Regions from separate parts of the Homo sapiens genome. Here all the other regions are linked to region 3. The links are chromatin contacts, found by Hi-C or POLR2A ChIA-PET in ENCODE. All regions are on one chromosome and are shown on one strand. Each heading gives the region's core, a stretch centred on a gene start or an enhancer-like site at or near the end of the contact. The rest is flanking DNA. Distances are from core to core; before and after follow the strand shown.

Region 1 (3,415 bases), core at 605-3,104, 720 kb after region 3:
CTAAAAATACTCAGTTAATCCAAAAGTAGGCAGGAAAAGAGTAAAAAAGGAACAAAAAGGAGATGACACAAATAGAAAAAAAAGCAAGTTGAAAATTTAAACTGACAAATATCAATAATTATATTAAATTTAAATGGCCTGAACACTTCAATTAAAAGACAGAAATTGTCAGAATAGATCATCAAAGACCTAATTTCATGTTGTTAACAAGAAACTCATTTAAAATATAAAACACAAATAGGTTAAAAGTAAAAAGATGAAAAAGTTATACCATGAAAACCCAGAGCATTACAAAAAGTTGGAGTGGATGTAATTAATATCAGATAAAACAGATTTCAGAACATGGCATATTACCTAGAATTTCATGATCTTAAAGGGATCAAACCACTAAGGAGACAAACAATCCTAAATATGTATGCATTTGATAATAGGGCTTCAGGAATATGAAGCAAAATCTGAATAAACTGAAAGAATAAATATTAATAGAGCAAATCGACAGATAGTAAGAGTATAGATGCCTGGACAATACTAAACAACTTGATATAATTGACATTTATAGAACTCTGCAACCAGCATCAGCAATATACACATTTTTTTCAGGACTGTTTGAAACATTCAGCTAGACCATATTCTAAATCAAAAAGTAATTTTCAATAAGTTTAGAAATATAATTAAAATAATACAGTATATGCTACCTAATGATAAAGAAATTAAATTAGAAAGTAATAATAGAAAAATACCTGAAAATCTTCAGTATGTGGAAATAAAGCATGCTTTTAAATACCCACGGGAACAAAGAAGAAATTACAGGAAAATTATAAAATATTTTGAAAAAAAAGAAAACTAAAAACGCAACATATTAAAATCATGGGTTGCAGCTAAAGGCTGGAGAAAATTTTATAGCTTTAATGGTTATATTGAAACAGACAAAGATTCTAAAACCAATAATCTAAACTCCCACATTAAGAAATGAAAAATAGGAACAAATTAAACTCAAAATAAGCAGAAGAAAGGAAATAATAAAGGTGAGAAGAAAGTAATGAAATAGAAAAAGAATAGAGGGAGCCTATGAAACCGAATCTTGCTCCTTTGAAGAAAAACAGAACAAAATTGATAAACTTCTGGCTAGGCTGGTCAAGATTGAAAGAAGAGATAAATTGCTAACATTCAGGATGAAACAGAGGAGCTCACTATGTATCCTATAGAGATTATAGTAATAATATGATAATATCACAAAAACTTCCCTTCTAACAAGTACAACAATTGAAATGGACAAATTCTTTGAAAGACACAAGTTACTAAAACAGACTCAACTATTTTAACGCAATCGGTATCTACAACAATTACCATGAAACCATTTTGACAAGGTCACTGATGACTGCCCTGCTACTGAATACAATAATCTTTCAGTACCGATTTTTCTATTTGATGGTATTGAGCACTTCCTGAAATTTTTCTTTCTCTTTTTGGTGACATAATACTTTCTTTGATTTGTTCCTGTCTCTATGGTTATTCTTTATCATAATCTTCCATGGCTTAATTTTCCTTTGTCCACATGTTGGCTTTCTCTCAAAGTCTGTCCTGGACTCCACTCTCACTCAAAAACCTCTCTGGGTGATCTCATTTATTTTCAAGACTTTATTATCCTCTGTAGACTGATAAATCCCATATTTGTGACTCAATCAGGCAATTAAATATCTGCACCTGAGTGTATCACAGGCACCATGAACTCAACATTTCAAAATGGATTTCATTTGCTGTCCATATTGGAACTTTCATCTTTGCTTTTGCTTTCTCAATAAATGCCTGAGTCATTTCTGCAATTTCCTTATTTTCCCAAGCCAGGAAGTTTAGAGTCATCTTTCACTGCCTGTCTCTCTCAGTTTCATAATCCAGCTAGTCATCAAGTTGTGTAGACTCCACCTACCTACCTACTGTTTGCATTATTACTACTTAACTTTAGGTCGCTATTTCTTGCTTAGTATATCCCTCAAACTGTTCTCTCTTACTTCCTTTTTCCCCACTACTCTATTCCATTGTCTACATGTGCAAGAATTATCTTTCAGAAACAGGAACCTGATTATTCTCCTTCTTAAAGCCCTTGATCACTAACCTTTACAGTTAGAATAAGGATCAAACCCTATTGCAGTGTGCAATGTCTTTTGCAGTTTGATCCTTGCTTTTCTTTCACCTTATCTATCACCTCTTGCTCAGCCTTTACAATTTGCCCTTTAATTGTGATTACTTGCAGTTTTATTCATTTGTTCTCCCTATCCACTACCCTCAAGCTCTATACATTGGTGCTGTCTCAGACGAGAAAGCTTTCCCTCAACCCCTTTCCACATTACTTCTTGTCCTTCAGAACTAAGCCCAAGCATTACTTCCTCCAGAAATCTCATTGCATCTCACCAACCTGAGCTGTTATCTTTCCTAAGTATTCTTATACCCCCTACAAATAAAACTTACATAATACTTATTACACTTTGGAAAAATATTGAAAACAAACAATGATATTTGGAAAAGCAAAGTCATAACTCTACAGATTTATGAAATGGAGAGAAAAATGTAAAATAAAATGTTAACACAACATATAGAGCTTGGTTAAATGGAGAAAGACACTACAGATAAAAATAATTGTCGGCCGGGCGCGGTGGCTCACGCCTGTAATCCCAGCACTTTGGGAGGCCGAGGCGGGTGGATCATGAGGTCAGGAGATCGAGACCATCCTGGCTAACAAGGTGAAACCCCGTCTCTACTAAAAATACAAAAAATTAGCCGGGCGCGGTGGCGGGCGCCTGTAGTCCCAGCTACTCGGGAGGCTGAGGCAGGAGAATGGCGTGAACCCGGGAAGCGGAGCTTGCAGTGAGCCGAGATTGCGCCACTGCAGTCCGCAGTCCGGCCTGGGCGACAGAGCGAGACTCCGTCTCAAAAAAAATAAATAAATAAATAAAAAAATAAATAAATAAATAAATAAATAAATAATTGTCTATTTTAATACTAAAAAGGAAAGAAAGAAGGAAGGAAGAAAAAAGAATGAGAGAAATAGAGAAAGAGGAAAAGAAAGAAAGTAATGAAGGAAGGAAGAGATAGAGAAAGAAAGAAGAAAGAAAGAAAGAAAAGAAGGAGGGTGGGAGGAAGAGAGGAAGGAAGGAAGGAAGGAAAGAAGAAAAATAGGAAGAAGAGGGAAAAAAGGGCCTGAAAGATGTGTTTATAGTAGCACCACTGGGGGCAGTGGAATGAAATTGAGCAAAATGTAATGCAAGCTGGTTTTCCAGAAGAAAAATCTTAATAACCAGATCCATTGGTCTATGGATGGAGCCATTGGAGGAAAAGTGATAAGTTCCAACATTTGAGACATTTTATGCTGAAAATATCTAGTATCTGAAACAAACTGGGTGAAGGGAAAAATGTTCTG
Region 2 (3,340 bases), core at 289-2,788, 540 kb before region 3:
TGTATGAGAATAATGATCAGGAGGTCCATAAATAATCCTAAATATTTCATGATGTATTGCATTTAAATACAGAAAAACATACAAGAACTTTAAAGGGTAAAATTGACCCAACTTTACTTGAAAATTCTGAGTATTAAACTGCAAATAAGTCATAAATAAAGGAAACATATTTATAAAAATGAAATTTAATGATAGCATTCAGTACACACTCCATGCCTCGCATTATATAAGCACTTGGAGAATGAGATGAGTGGGAAGACTTCTCTCATGAAGTTTTGAACTCATCCTTCCATTCATTCTATCAAGAAATACTTAGCCAATTCTTTTGAGGTAACTGATACATGCTTAAGTAATGGGTATATGTCTGTGAACAAGACAGACATACTTATGAAATTCAATGGAAAAGATAGCATTAATTGATAGCATTGATAGATGGATAAAAAAGATAGAATATACCACTCAAGTGCAAAGTATAGGATGCTATGGGCACTTTTATATCAGGGAGAACTAACATAATCAAGGAGTCATAGAAAGTTTCTCGGAAGTAAATTTTTAGCTAAAAATTTAAAGAAGGAATGAGTAGAGAGTCACCAAGAGTGTAGAAAATAATGCCCAAGGCAAAACGAACAGCAAGTGTAAAAAGTTTGAGAAGAGAGCCTCAAGCAGTTGAGAAATAGAAAGAATAATCTGACCAGAGTAAGAGATGAGACTGAAGAATTAAGTATTCGGGCTGTGATAAGGTGGGGTCCTTGCAAGTCTCACTAAGGATTTTAGACTTTATCATAAGGTAACTGGGAATAACACAGTAAGAACTTGTTTACCAAAGCTCACTACTGTAAGTGATATAATATATACAACTAAAAATGTCTGTAGAATCACAGAGGAGGGAAAGACCAACTGGTCAGGTGGGCTTCCCAAGAAGCAGCATTTTAGTCAAACTTTGAAGAATCTGAGAGATTCTACCAGGCAGCAAAAGAGAAAGGGCATTACAGAAAGAGGGAATGACAAGGACAAAGGCACAACTAACTTTAAAAAAAAAAAAAAAAAAGAGCTGGGCATGCTGGGAACAGGAGAAACCATAAAGTATAGCATTGTAAAGTGACATGAGCACAGTGAGAAATAAGGCTAAGAGGCACATTCCTAACATTTGTGTACAAATGGTATAATGTGGCACAAGGAACATATGTTTAAATATTTAAAAGTTATAAATCATGTTAACAAACAAAATTTGTTCTCCTCTCTACGTATCTTCAAATTCAAAATATGGTGGATGACAAGATGTGGAGTACAGGTAAATATGATAAATTTACTTTTATACAGGCCTTTAATTTATACTTAACAGTCCAAGTATTATATCTTTATAGGAGTTTAACAAGTCACTCCAGTTCTAAATCAAAGTTCATGAACTGTATTAGTCAATTTTCAAACTGCTATAAAGTTACTACCTGAGACTGGGTAATTTATGAACAAAAGAGGGTTAATTGACTCACAGTTCTGCATGGGTGGGGAGGTCTTACAATCATTGCGAAAGGGGAAGTGTCACCTTCTTCACAAGGCAGCAGGAAAGAAAGAGTGAAAGAGGAAGTGCCACTTTTAAAACCATCAGATCTTATGAGAACTCACTCACTAGCACTAGCACAGCACAGGGGAAACTGCTCCCATGATCCAGTCACCTCCCATTAGGTCCCTCCCTCAACACATGAGGATTACAATTTGGATTACAATTCAAGATGAGACTTGGGTGGGGACACAGAGCCAAACCATATCATGAACCTTATGATTAAAGTTACATAAATCTTATCAGAAAACAATAATTAACAGTAAACTTCTGGGTTCTAGGACCAGTCTTTTTAATGATTCCAGTAATTACTGCATATCTGATATGAATAATTAGATATGAACACAAGACTGTATAAGACTGGAAAGTTTTCAGACTCTATTAAATAGGTGAAAATGGAAAACTGCCACTGAGTGCGGTTAGCTCCACTAGAATCTTACAGGGACTTACAATGGTATCTAAACAAATTCTTTACTATGCAAATTCATTTATTTAATGTTTCTACTCCCTTATCATGCTGTTTTCCATAGCACAAAATTAGGTGTCCAGCTTTTAGGCCTTTTTGATGTTTTTAGAATGTTTTTGAATTTTTTATTGATATATCATAGTTGTATATATTTTTGAGGTACATATTTTCATACATGTATACAATGTGTAATGACCAAATCAGAGTAATAGGGATATCCATTACCTCAAACATTTATCTTTTATTTGTGTTGAGAACACTACAATTCTTCTCTCCTAGCTTTTTGAATTATATAATAAATTAATGTTAAGTATAATTTCTCTATAGTACTATTAAATAAAATAATTCATTCCTTCTATCTAAACAGTATTTTTGTACCCATTAACCAATTTTGCCTTAATTCCAGTCATATCTTCTTAACCTTTCCCTGAGTCAAAGTTCATTTCTCTCTCTTCTCCGAACACCAACTCACTTATTTTAACACTTAAATTAACTATTTATATATATAGTTTATACGTAAACTGTATATAAATAGTTATACATAGTTTATAAATAGTTTACATATAAACTATATATAATTTATTTTAATGTTAAAGTGAGTGAGTTGGTGTTCAGAGAAGGGAGAGAATACACTATGTGTGTGTGTGTGTGTGTGTGTGTGTGTGTGTGTGTGTGTGTGTGTGTGTGTGTGTATGGAAACTAAATTCCAAAAAGGGAAAAACTGTTCCTAGAGGAGGCATGGGCATAAAGATAGGGTGTGTTTTAAGCAGAGGAACTCTGCTAAAGTAAGGCAAAGCCAGCAGAACTTTTAACAACCATGCACACTGGTATGACAGATTGGAATCTATAGGAGCCCCAAATGCAGAGGTAATCCTGCCTACCTTTCAATTATCTCCATGAGACTTTTGTTGAGTAAGTAGCAGCACAACAGGCTGGTGGCTGGGCTGGAAAGCAAAAGTCTTAAAGCCCTTAGGTCTCAAAATCCTTTTAGAGGGGGAGCCCTGTAATACACACAGAACAGGTAACATTCTCTAGATATTTGAAACTAGAGGTGAACTGAAACTACCTAGAGCTGCAACTCAGCACTGACTCAGCTTGACTCCTCACAAAGAAAGGGCACACTTTTCCTGGGAGGAAATAATACTTATTTGAATCTCTATAATTATTTTAAAAACAATGAGGTTTAAGCATATAAATTTTAAAATGTCAGTATCAGTGCATGTAATTTTTTAAATGGGAGACATGTGAAGAACTGGGAAAATGTGAACCATAATTAAGAAAAAAATTATAAATATGTTAAAGAAATTGATGAAAAA
Region 3 (3,051 bases), core at 339-2,838:
TCAGTTTCAAGTGTTTTGCATGGAAACATCTGTAAGTAATGTGTGCGGGTCTAATTTTAAATCCCGCCAAATATTTTCCATTTAACATTTGGTTTAACTGACAGGCTTGCAGAGGTGGTTTTCAGAATTGTCGGTAACAGATATGTACAGTATTCCCAAGGCCGTAGCCTTTTTTTTTTTTAAAGGAAGATAGTAATTCAAACTTGTTTTTTTTTAAATTTTTTTAATGTTTACATTTCAGTAGATACAAATAGCAGTTCAGAATATGGCTACTCCTGTCCCTTGAAGACCCAGCTGCAGTTAAATCTATTACCCCCTAAAAAGAGTTACCTTGGTTTTGACTTTTGCTTCAACATCTGCGAGCTAGGACACCTGAGGCTGACTGGGAAGGTTGACCGTGGGAACGGGACCCTTCAGGACAGGGTCCTGCCTCCACAGTGGAGAGAGACAGGGAGGGAGAGAAGAGGGTAGGACTGAGAAGGGGGGCAATGTCCAGGGAGGTCTGAGCCTCCAGAGAGGCTCCGAGAATCCACATTCGGACTATTTTCCTACCGTTTAAAAATAAGTCTCACCTAACTCTTAGGAGAGGCCCAGGCCCCCTGAACTATCCCGATCTGCTCAGAAGCTGAGCTGTAAAACCATAAAACAGAACCTCTCCTTTCTCTACTGGGTAGGATTGCCAGATAAAATAGAAGGCCCCGAGTTAAATGTGAATTTCAGATAGACCACAAATATGTTTTAGTACAAACATATCCCTTGCAATATTTGGGACATACTTATACTAAAAATGTATTTGTGGTTTATCTGAATTCAATCTTAACTGGGCATCTTGTATTTTTACTTGCTAAATCCGGCGACTCTACCGCCGGGGTCGGACGTTGTTTGCTGACTGCATTCTATTCGTGGCCGCGGAGGCCTTATTTCAGGTTGTTTGATTCCGGTGGCTGACAATATGAAACAGCTTGAACAGGCAGGCCGGTGGGCAGAAGCCATAAATAGCCACCTCGGGGGGGCCCCCCTGGTCGCTGGGAGCGCCACGCTGCTCTGTTAATAAACATGCGCTCGCTGGAGTCCTCATCCTGGGGCTCGCGGAAGCGCTGACTCAGCACCGGGGCAGGGAGGATGCGGGGACCCCCAGAAACATAATTAAACTGTTTCCATGACTGACTTGAAAATAAAATTGTGTGTGGGAAGAGAAACTTGAGGGGGAAGTTAAACAACAAATGGAGAGGTGTGGAGTGAAACCTCAGGGAAACTGTTGGTTTTGCTTCAAGGGAATTGAATTGTGAAACTTGCAGTTGTGAAATTTCACTCGGTTGATTCTTGTGAGAACCGAAGTTTGTTTTAATTGTCAATTAAAGCGAATGGTGCTTGGGTCCCTGGGATCCAGGGAACCTCAGGGCGGTGCTCGCCTCTGCCCGGCAGCGAGAGAGGGACCCGGTGCGGGCCCGATGACAGGGTCGACCGCTGGGGGTCAGGATAAGCTTGCAGAGTGGCCCCGCCGCCGTCCTGAACTTTCTCGGGAGGGGAAGGCGGCTGTGTACAGAACAGCACGCCCTGGGAAGCAAAGGCCTGTCGGAGAAGTTGATGAAAGATGCACCTTAGGTGTCCCCGAGCAGGGCCGCCGGCCTCCCCAGAGGTTTCCTTGGCAGCCCTTATTTGTAAGGCAAATCCAGGCCCGCGCACACGTTGCTCGAATGTCAGGTACTAAATTGCCTTTATGAGAGTCGAGCAGGCTTGCCGATGACAACACTCTGATAACAAAAGAAGTGTGGCCTCGTTGAAGATTTTATGTAAAAGGAAATGATTCATTTGAATTCAGAAGGAGCCTTAAAACAGGGCAGAGACAGCCAAACCCTAGATTTTCTGCCTTATGACTTGTTTCTTAAACTTGTTAAAGAAAAAAGGGGAGAAAACTTAAACAAGAAAAGCTACCCCAAATCGCCAGCCAAGGTTTAGATTTTCGTGGGTTGCTATTTTCTTCAGATCAAGGTTGCCTTCTTGTTAACCCGAGACTGCAGCCGCAGAAAATTAGATTCCCCCCACTCAGGGATTAACCACATAGAACAGTTAGGGAATGTGGAGGTCTGGAGAGACTTGAGATCAACGAGTTCGAAACGTTTGAAAGAAAAAAATCTTCAGTGGTTTGAGAGCTTCACTAAGATACTTTAAAAAAAAATCAAAATTGCTCTTATTTAAGAGCTTTGGAGATCCAAATATAAGTCCCTTTTCTTTTGCCAAGAAGGCCCTTATTCATTTTGTGTGTCTTTAATGCTCAAAAGAGATGCTGGGATTCCTAGTCAATTCCTAAACAGGAGTCTGACAACCAACTATATGATTTTTTTTGCAAAGACCTTTTTTTTTCCTTAAAGCTTCAAATTTCTGTTCCTTTTGATGATGATATGTTGAAGAAGGAATCAGTGCCTTTCTCAGTAAGTGAATGACAGAAAGCCCTTACATCTTTTGAGTGGGCCAGCGTTTGGGTGGCAGGGCTGCTTGGATGGGGAGCGATGTGACAGGGCTCTTGGACAAACTGCTCCTTGGCTTAGGGATGGTTTATTTTGAACATTCATTCATTCACTTATTCAACCAGTGTTTATTAAACATTCACGGCCTCTGTGCAGGGCTAGGTGTGAGGGCTACAGTGTCTAATAACACAGAGTCGTGGTCTTACCCTCCAGGAGTCTGCAGTCTGCTGGGGAAGCCAACAACATGAGAAGGTTATTCTGCTCTACTGGAAAAGGCACTGATCTTGTCCTCTCTTTTTCTTCCAGAAGCAAGAAAAAAACCCAGATTGGTCAACACAGTTTTATAAACAAGTGGTACTTTAGCAACAGCAACCAAAGTCCTATTTAATTAGCCAGTGGAAGGTATCCATCTGTGATGGCCAACTGTTTCCTTTTTCCAAGGGGCTCATCTTCTCCTTTGGTGACCCAAAATGCCTTTTACTTTGAGCCACACCCTCTGCCTGAAATCCTGCAGGATAAAATGGGGATGGAGGTAGAAAGCAAGTGGATCACTTGGTACTGTCTGACTTGATAACCAGCTGTT

Evidence for each region. Hi-C counts contacts between places; a loop is a spot of excess contacts on that map. ChIA-PET counts read pairs that join two places held with the same protein, here RNA polymerase II (POLR2A). Pooled maps may share reads with other maps.
Region 1: a map with no recorded cell type shows a loop between it and region 3 (2.3-fold over the local background). The contact joins two enhancer-like sites. A Hi-C loop is called at or near these places in 1 of 37 single-sample maps with no recorded cell type. POLR2A ChIA-PET finds 5 or more read pairs at or near these places in 1 of 52 experiments (endothelial cell of umbilical vein).
Region 2: a map with no recorded cell type shows a loop between it and region 3 (13-fold over the local background). The contact joins two enhancer-like sites. A Hi-C loop is called at or near these places in 2 of 37 single-sample maps with no recorded cell type and 3 of 50 pooled maps.

Annotation. Positions count from the first base shown.
Region 1 is chr1:87,867,962-87,871,376 of GRCh38, forward strand. No RefSeq gene overlaps it. Among named protein-coding and RNA genes, the nearest start is that of LINC01773, 37 kb to the right of the region's middle. Within about 2 kb of position 1,855, at least 4 of the 41 ENCODE cell types and tissues checked have a DNase peak (open chromatin) inside an H3K27ac peak, as active enhancers do.
Region 2 is chr1:86,615,538-86,618,877 of GRCh38, forward strand. All of the region lies in intron 4 of CLCA4-AS1 (CLCA4 antisense RNA 1), which reads right to left. Among named protein-coding and RNA genes, the nearest start is that of CLCA4, 70 kb to the left of the region's middle. RefSeq lists an enhancer at 1,687-1,736. Within about 2 kb of position 1,539, at least 4 of the 41 ENCODE cell types and tissues checked have a DNase peak (open chromatin) inside an H3K27ac peak, as active enhancers do.
Region 3 is chr1:87,150,608-87,153,658 of GRCh38, forward strand. All of the region lies in intron 2 of LINC01140 (long intergenic non-protein coding RNA 1140), which reads left to right. Among named protein-coding and RNA genes, the nearest start is that of LINC01140, 22 kb to the left of the region's middle. RefSeq lists enhancers at 568-1,166, 1,167-1,765. Within about 2 kb of position 1,589, at least 18 of the 41 ENCODE cell types and tissues checked have a DNase peak (open chromatin) inside an H3K27ac peak, as active enhancers do.